Linked DNA regions of Homo sapiens: region 2 is linked to region 1. A link is a contact called in ENCODE Hi-C or POLR2A ChIA-PET data. All regions are on one chromosome and are shown on one strand. The core of a region is the stretch at or near the end of the contact, and the rest is flanking DNA. Distances in the headings are between cores, read along the strand shown. Region 1 overlaps RXRA (retinoid X receptor alpha). Region 2 overlaps RXRA (retinoid X receptor alpha).

What was found. Hi-C counts contacts between places; a loop is a spot of excess contacts on that map. ChIA-PET counts read pairs that join two places held with the same protein, here RNA polymerase II (POLR2A). Pooled maps may share reads with other maps.
Region 2: a loop to region 1 is called in a map of left ventricle myocardium inferior, with 1.9 times the contacts of the local background. The contact joins two enhancer-like sites. A Hi-C loop is called at or near these places in 28 of 168 maps with a recorded cell type or tissue (A673, CD14-positive monocyte, HCT116 and 19 more) and 24 of 50 pooled maps. POLR2A ChIA-PET finds 5 or more read pairs at or near these places in 9 of 52 experiments (A549, A673, AG04450 and 6 more).

The regions. Positions count from the first base shown.
Region 1 is chr9:134,364,286-134,367,841 of GRCh38, reverse strand. All of the region lies in intron 1 of RXRA (retinoid X receptor alpha), which reads right to left. Among named protein-coding and RNA genes, the nearest start is that of MIR4669, 13 kb to the left of the region's middle. Within about 2 kb of position 1,526, at least 28 of the 41 ENCODE cell types and tissues checked have a DNase peak (open chromatin) inside an H3K27ac peak, as active enhancers do; they include gastrocnemius medialis, left ventricle myocardium inferior and psoas muscle, where a contact is called at or near this core.
Region 2 is chr9:134,417,103-134,420,658 of GRCh38, reverse strand. It overlaps RXRA (retinoid X receptor alpha), which reads right to left. Exons shown (of 10, transcript NM_002957.6): 5 at 3,332-3,501. Among named protein-coding and RNA genes, the nearest start is that of MIR4669, 39 kb to the right of the region's middle. Within about 2 kb of position 1,703, at least 6 of the 41 ENCODE cell types and tissues checked have a DNase peak (open chromatin) inside an H3K27ac peak, as active enhancers do; they include gastrocnemius medialis, left ventricle myocardium inferior and psoas muscle, where a contact is called at or near this core.

The DNA of each region.
Region 1 (3,556 bases), core at 277-2,776:
GGCTGCCAGAGACAGGCTGGGCAGGCCCTCAGGTGTGGGAGAGGAACCCCAAGGACCCAGAAGGGGCCACAAGACACCCCGGCACCCCCCACCCGAGGGGGAGCTGCAGGTGCTAAGGAGGCTCTGTGCCCCTTGGGGGACCATGGTGCCCCACACACCCCCTGCACAGGCAGGCAAGTTGAGGCCCCCACAAAGGGAAGCCCACCCCACACTCCCCAGCCGGCGAGGGTCACCGCACTGCACCGACAGCTTGGCCGAGGGGCCAGGAGCCGGGGGTTTCACATCCTGTCTCCAAGTGCTGGCTCCTCGACCACTGAACCTCAGTTTCCCATCTGTAAAGTGGGATCTCCACGGTAAGGGCACACAGCGGGCCCTGGCACGTCGTCCCTGCATGTGGGGACGCAAGAGAAACCCAAGGCAGACTCAGTGTCCTTCTCTTCCCACAGAGAGTGGAAGGGTGGGCTCCGGGGAGCAAGGCTGGGTCTCCCCGGACAGGGTCACCACCCTCCCCCCCACCGCAGACTCAGTCCCTGCCCAGCGCAGCACCTAGACTGCTGTGAAGATGGAGGGAGATCACAAACGCCAGACCAGGCAGATCCACAAAGAAGGCAGGCAGGGGAGTGGCTGGTGGGGTCAGGCGGGGCACTGCAGCAGCTCCAGCGGGCACGGGGCTTCTTTTGGGGGGTTGGTGGAAGTGCTTCGAAATTCTAAAGCTGGCTGTGGTGGTGGCTGTGCAAGTGTGTGGATGAAAACCCACTGAACTGCACGCCTTAAAAAGATGACTGTTACGGGAGGTGACCCGTATCTCAACCAATTAACCAATCGGATAATAAGCCTGGTGCTGGGCAAAGGCTGAGAGTGGCACGCAGGGCAGGGGTGGGGATGTGCAGGCCCGGGAACCACCAGCCCCTTCTCCCAGCAGGAGCCTGAGGGACATCTCCGACTCAGCCTGCCTGGCGCCTTTCCACCACGTTCCGACTGGGATGTGTCCCCGACTCCTGTGTCTTTGCTCACACTAATCCTTGTCCCCAGGCATCTGTGGACCTTAGGGTGGCCTACGTGAAACATGGGGGGTGCCAGGCTTCCTTTTCCGTGGAGAGTCTATGGCTTTTCTGACCAACACTGTCCCCGGGGTTCAGCTTCTGAGGCAGGAAGATCAGGCTGGCGGGAGCTGATTTCTCCAGCCCCACCCAGCTCCTCACGAGGAGGCCAAAGCCCACTAGTGGAGGGGCCCTTCCTCCCTGCCCCAGCCCTGGCTGGGCCCTGTGGTGCTGTCCCCAGGCCAGCACCCGGGGGACCTGGAGGCCCATGGCACGGGGTGGCTGCTGGGGAGGGGGACTCCCGCCAGGAGCTCGCCGTGGCCAGGCCACTCTGCCACCGACACCGCTGTGTAATGAGTTGCAGATGCGCTGGTGTAAGAGACTGGAGCAGCCCCGCCCTGCAGAGGAAGCTGGGAACCGTCTGAGATCACGTGCAATTCTGGAGCCTGTGCCAAGGCCTGCTGGACCTGCTGGCAGGGCAGGCATGGGGGGGGTGGGCAGAGGGAGAGGCTGTGGCACTCCTCCTGGGCACACATGGGAGACCACCCAGCGGGCACCTGTGCTGAAGACACCCTCCCTGGCCCCACACACAGCCCAGAACATGCCACACGGAGCCACCAGAGGCTCTGCCGCCTCCCACTGGGGCCCTGGTGCCTCTGAGCCTTGGCTTCTCATCTGTACCCAGGGACAGCACCGCTCCCAGGTTGTTACTGAGGCACGAGAGATGCTGAAGATGCCAAGCCCCACCTCCCAAAAAGGGAGGGGTGGAGGCAGGGGTGGAGGCAGCCGCCAGATGATCCCCGCGGCTCCTGCAAAGACAGGCGGCTCCTAGGGGTCGCTCAGCGGACGCCTGACTGGAGGCAGCCACAACTGTGCTGAGCGTCTGTGTGCACCTCCCCGACGGCCAATCCCAGCCCAGGAACCCTCCCCAAGACAGGCCTGAGCCTAGCAGTAGGAATGGTGGCATGGGCAAGCCACCAGAGGGTAATGGGAGGGTCCTTCTGGGCTGGCCCTCCCTTCCCCTGGGGCACCTCACCCACCGACAGCTGGCCCCACCGAGACCCACCGAGACTCTGCCGGGCCCCTCAGGGCTACATCTGGCCTAGAGTTAACAGCCACCAAGAACAGACCTGAAACTCATCCCCACTGTCCCCGCCCAGTCCCAGGCCTGCTGAGGGACAGCCCAGGACCCCAGAAAAGCCACAGAAACCACTGGACAAGCAGATCACCCCCTACCACCCAGGCCCCAGTGCAGCCCCAGCCTGGTCCACACAGCCATGGCCACAGCCAGAGACAGGAGGCAGGGGCAGCGGCCTGGTCCACCCCATGAGCAAACCCACACATCAGCCAAGAACACCGGGTCTCACACCAGGACACACCACGAGCGTTACCCGCCAAATCCCACCTGGGCCAGGCAACGTGGACCCCGCTCCCTGAGCTCACCAGAGACCCAAGGCCGCCTGGTCACTCACCCAGGGACGCGCTGCCCCACCACGAGGGGCGAGGGCTTTCAGCTCGAGCGCCTGCAGGCTGGGGCTGTGATCCTCAACCTCTATCTCCTCATCCGTAAGACAGGGGCCCTCAAGAGAACTCCGGGAGATGGCCCACGAGGGGCTTTCCCGGGCCCAGCGTGCCATCAGCCCTCCAGCAACAGCCGCCTCTGTGGTGGCCCCGGAGCCATTGGCTCACCCCGCCCCCTCCTGCCAGCACCAGACCCCACCTTGGGAAACGCTCTCCCCAGAAGCTGTGGGCCTGCCCCATCCCCCAGCTGGGCAACCGGGACAGGGCACACCCCTCTCTAGCATCAGCCTCCTCATAAGTAAGAGGGCAGGTAAGCAGAAGGGGAGGGACCCACATGAGGCCTCATCTATGTAACATTCAAAGCCAGGGCCACGAGCTAGGGGCCGAGAGGCCAGCCCCAGCCTGGGATGCCAAAGTCCACGCTCCTGGCTCCTCTCCCCCAGCCACCAACACTAGGGACCCAGCTGAGTCCCAGGCAGCCCTAACGTCAGCAGGGGCAGGCTGGGCAAAGCATGGAACCCCAGGGGGTCTCCAATCTCCCAGAACACCCCAGGGTTACCGCCCCAGCCTTGCCCGGAAGAGCCCAGCTTAGGGGGTGTGGGGAGCTGGGAGCCACAGAGCACCCAGGGCTGCTCTGCCATATCCACACCCCTGGCAGGAAGTGGCCCAGAGGGTCTGCAGGGGCCAAGGCCAGAAGGGCAGGTGAGGCCCCACCAGAACCATGCCCCGGCCTGTCTGGGCCTCAGTTTCCCACAGATGCAAGCTGCCCTCTGGTGGCTGCTGGGAGCATCCAAACACAGAGCCCATGACAGCCGGACCCCCACACAAAGGCTGCTGTTGACATTGTTCCCAAAGACACCGACCCTAGGCCCTTCCTGGAGTCGGCATCTGAGGGTCAGCTGCCCATCAATGCTGGGGTGGAGGCCATTTAATATGCCAGGGCTTGGAGCCCCCTGAAGCCACCAGTGCCCTGGTGCCCACGCAGTGGGCGTTTG
Region 2 (3,556 bases), core at 454-2,953, 53 kb before region 1:
CAAGGAGAAAAATGCCTCCCTTTGAAGAGCTTCCACCAACAGCAACCATCTGCTCATCAGAGACGTGCAGCCTAAACGCAGCGCCCGGCGGGAAAGGCCTCTGAGGGCGGAGTGAGAAGGCCCCCGAGGAATGGCACAGAGACTCGCCAGGACCCTCGGAAGAGGGCAGGGCAGCCCTTGGGGGCCCGAGCCAGAAGGGGTATACACAGGGGTGGGATCCCTCGGCTGAGTGGGGTTGACCACAGTCTACACAGACTCACTCATTCCTCCACAAACCTTCCATCAGCAGCAGCCACAGCCCCCAGCACTCACAGGGCTCCCGGATCTGTGCACAGCGCCCCCCAGGCCTGCCACAGCCAGGCTGGCTTCTTAGCCTCAGCCTCTCCTTCTGTCACGCTGGGGGCTGAAAGGGGCCCATCCTTCTCGCCTGCCCATCGGCTGCAGGGTATCCCTGAGAAAGGATGAAGCAGGCCTGGCAGGGGCGGGGGGATATGGGAACCAGCCCCGAGCACCGTGTCTGCAGCAGTGGCTCTGCTGGGGATCCTTGTACCCAGGAACTTCCCAGCCACTAGCCGGCCACTCTCGGAAGCCAAGACGGGGCCCAGAGCAGGCCCAGGTGACAGGCTGGTGCCATGGGTAGGAAGGAGAGCCTCAAGCCCTCCTGGGCTGGCTGGGACCTCTGCAGGAGTGGGCACACGGGTCACCATCTGTCATGTGCCTGCAGTGTGCACAGCCGGCCACAGGGAGCAGAATGTGGCAGGCTGGAGAGCCAGGAGGCCGGAGCGGAGGAGGAGGCACACTCCCGGCAGGTGTGAGGCTCTCGCTCCAGTACCAGCAGGGCTAGGCCTGGAGGGGGTCCCCTAGGTAGGGAGGGATAGTGCAGGATCCTGGCTCCACCTCCCTGTGTGGCCTGGGGAAAGGATTAACCTCTGTGAGCCTCCCATTCTCGCCTGGAGATCCAACGTGCCTCATGTAACAGTAGGCGTGTGATGGGCTCTACTCCTGCCTAGAAGTGTCCACAGGACCCGCCCAGGCCCTGCCCCGCGCTGGGGAGAAACCAGGCACCAGGACCGTGACGCTGGGCAGGTCGCCCCCTCTCTGGACCTCAGTTTGCCCATCTGAGAGAAGGGGCCCAGTGAGCGGTTCTGGAAGTTGGACCCAGGCCAGTCCACAGAGGAGCGTTCAGTGTGAGATGAGACAGAGCAGGGAGTGAGCGGGCACAGAGAGACCCCCTCCCCGTGGAAGACGTGTCCTTTATCCCCAGCGAGCCCTGCCTGCCTCTGTGGTTCTAAACTCCCTGAACTTTCAGGCAGTGGCGGAGACAGCAGATGGCAGATTCCCCCCCAAATAATGTCCTTCACGAAATAAAAACTTGGCAGCCCTTTGTGCATCTGCCAAACTTGCTTTTGGATTTTCTGCTGGATCATGAAACCCTCACAGCCACCCTCCCTCCCCTGCCCTCCGCGAGGCTGGTGAGGCGGGAGCAGGGCAGGGCATGCGTGCAGACCAGCCAGGGCTGGGGGTGGGTCTGTGCCTGTCACTCAAGGGGAGGGTTTCTCCGGAAAGAACGGTGCCTGCTGTCGGGGTCCCATTCATCTTCCCCCAAGCTGGGCAGCCCCAGCCCCCAGCCAGAGTAGAGGTCTGAGCAGAGCCGGGGACGTGGGGGCACCAGGTTGTCCTATCCAGAAAGGGCAGGGAAGCAGGGTGGCCCTGACCCAGCCACGGGGCCTCAGACAAGAGCAGACCCCCACCCTCAGACAGGCAGAGGCAGTGGGGATGCCGGCCTTGTGTGAGTGCCAACGAGCAGGGTGGGGTCGCTGTCCTTGACCGAAGCTGGTGGTGAGGAGCAGCACAGCCATCACCAGCAGCCTCGTGGGGGCAGAAATTAACCCACCACACACCTTACCCTGTGAACACACCTCACCCTGTGGTGGCCAGTGCCAGGGGCCACAGAGAAAAGATCAGGTGCTCTCAGCCCACATCACAGGGGCAGTCCCCACCCTGGCAGGGGCACAGATGAAGGCCGGAGGTACCTCAGCTGAGACCAAAGCCTGGGGAAGAGCCAGAGGGCCCAGTTCCAGGCCACGTGAGCTGCAAGCACGAAGGCCCTGGGGGGTGGGGAGACAGTGACCTGCAGGGCGCACCCAGCACGGAGGGCAGGCTGGTGTGCCTGGGCCCACAGAGGGACAGAGGTTGGGGCAACCTCATGGTCGGCCTGTATAAGGTCTTCGGTGGCCACAGGGCTCTGGTCCCAGCCCCAAACCCACACGGAGACACAGATGAAGACTGGACACCATGGTGACCATGGCAAAAGACACATGGGCCCTGAGGGCCAGCTGGACCCAGGTCCCCAGCAGCAGGAAGCTTACTGCACAGTCCTGAACCTTCACACGGGTGGCCAGGAGCTCACCTGCCCAACCCCGGGCACAGCTGGAGCCACCCCCTCAGTGGGGCCTGGGACAGGTGGGGTCTCCCAGCCAGACAAGCTCACCAGGGAGCAATGGTTCCCGAGCAGCACAGGTTCCTAGGCCTTAGGGTAGGGTAGGAGGGGCTCAGAACGCCCCTGTGCTGCCCTCCCTGGCAAGGCCACAGCCAGAAGCAAAGATGCCACAGGGAGCGAGCCAGTAACAGGGAGGGTCCAAGGAGAGGAGGGCGAGGCCAGGGGGTCTTGAATCCAACACCTCCAGGACCAGCTGGAGCCAGCCCAGGAGAAGAGCCCGGGACCAGGGCTGCGGCCCACCCAATCCTCCTCCCCTTGAGGCTGTTGGGGTGGGAGGGGGCAGGAGGGTCAGCATGGGGGTGACCAGCTGGGGGGCTGCAGAGCTGCTTCCTGTATCAACAGCAGCCACCGCGACTGCCGGGCACCTGCCCAGGGCCACACGGCTGCTGGCAGAGCCAGCCCTGGAACCAACCTGCAGAGCCTCTTGCTGGGGGCTCGGCCTCCTCCCATACCTTTTCCAAGTGGCACCGGGGAGCAGGGACAGCCTCTGCACCGAGACAGGCCAAACTCCGAGGGGACACGGCGGCTGAGGCCCCAGCAGAGGTGGCCGAGGATGATGATGTGGCCGCAGGGCCCCAGGCCCCGGGCCCCTGGCCCCTGGCCCCTGCCCCATGGGCTACTCGTGCATGGGCCAGGAGAGGAGAGTGCCGCCCAGCTGGGGCGAGGGGCCCACGGGGTCACCTCAGGTAAGAGGCCGAGCTGAGGCAGCCACAGGGCCCAGGGCAGCCCCCAGGACCTCTCTGGCTCATCAGCTGCTCAGGTGGGAGGGTGAGTGAGTGAGGGAAACTGAGGCATGTGAGGCTGCCCACCCCTGCACAGGCTGCAACTCACCGAGCTGGGGTTCAGCCCCATGTTTGCCTCCACGTAGGTCTCGGTCTTGGGCTCCACGGCCAGCTCAGCCTCCAGGATCCTCTCCACCGGCATGTCCTCGTTGGCGCTGCTGGTCGACTCCACCTCATTCTCGTTCCGGTCCTTGCCACGCTGCCGCTCCTCCTGCACGGCTACAACCCGGGAGGCGCAGGTGAGCCCCACGCTCAGCCCGGCCAGTGGCTCCCA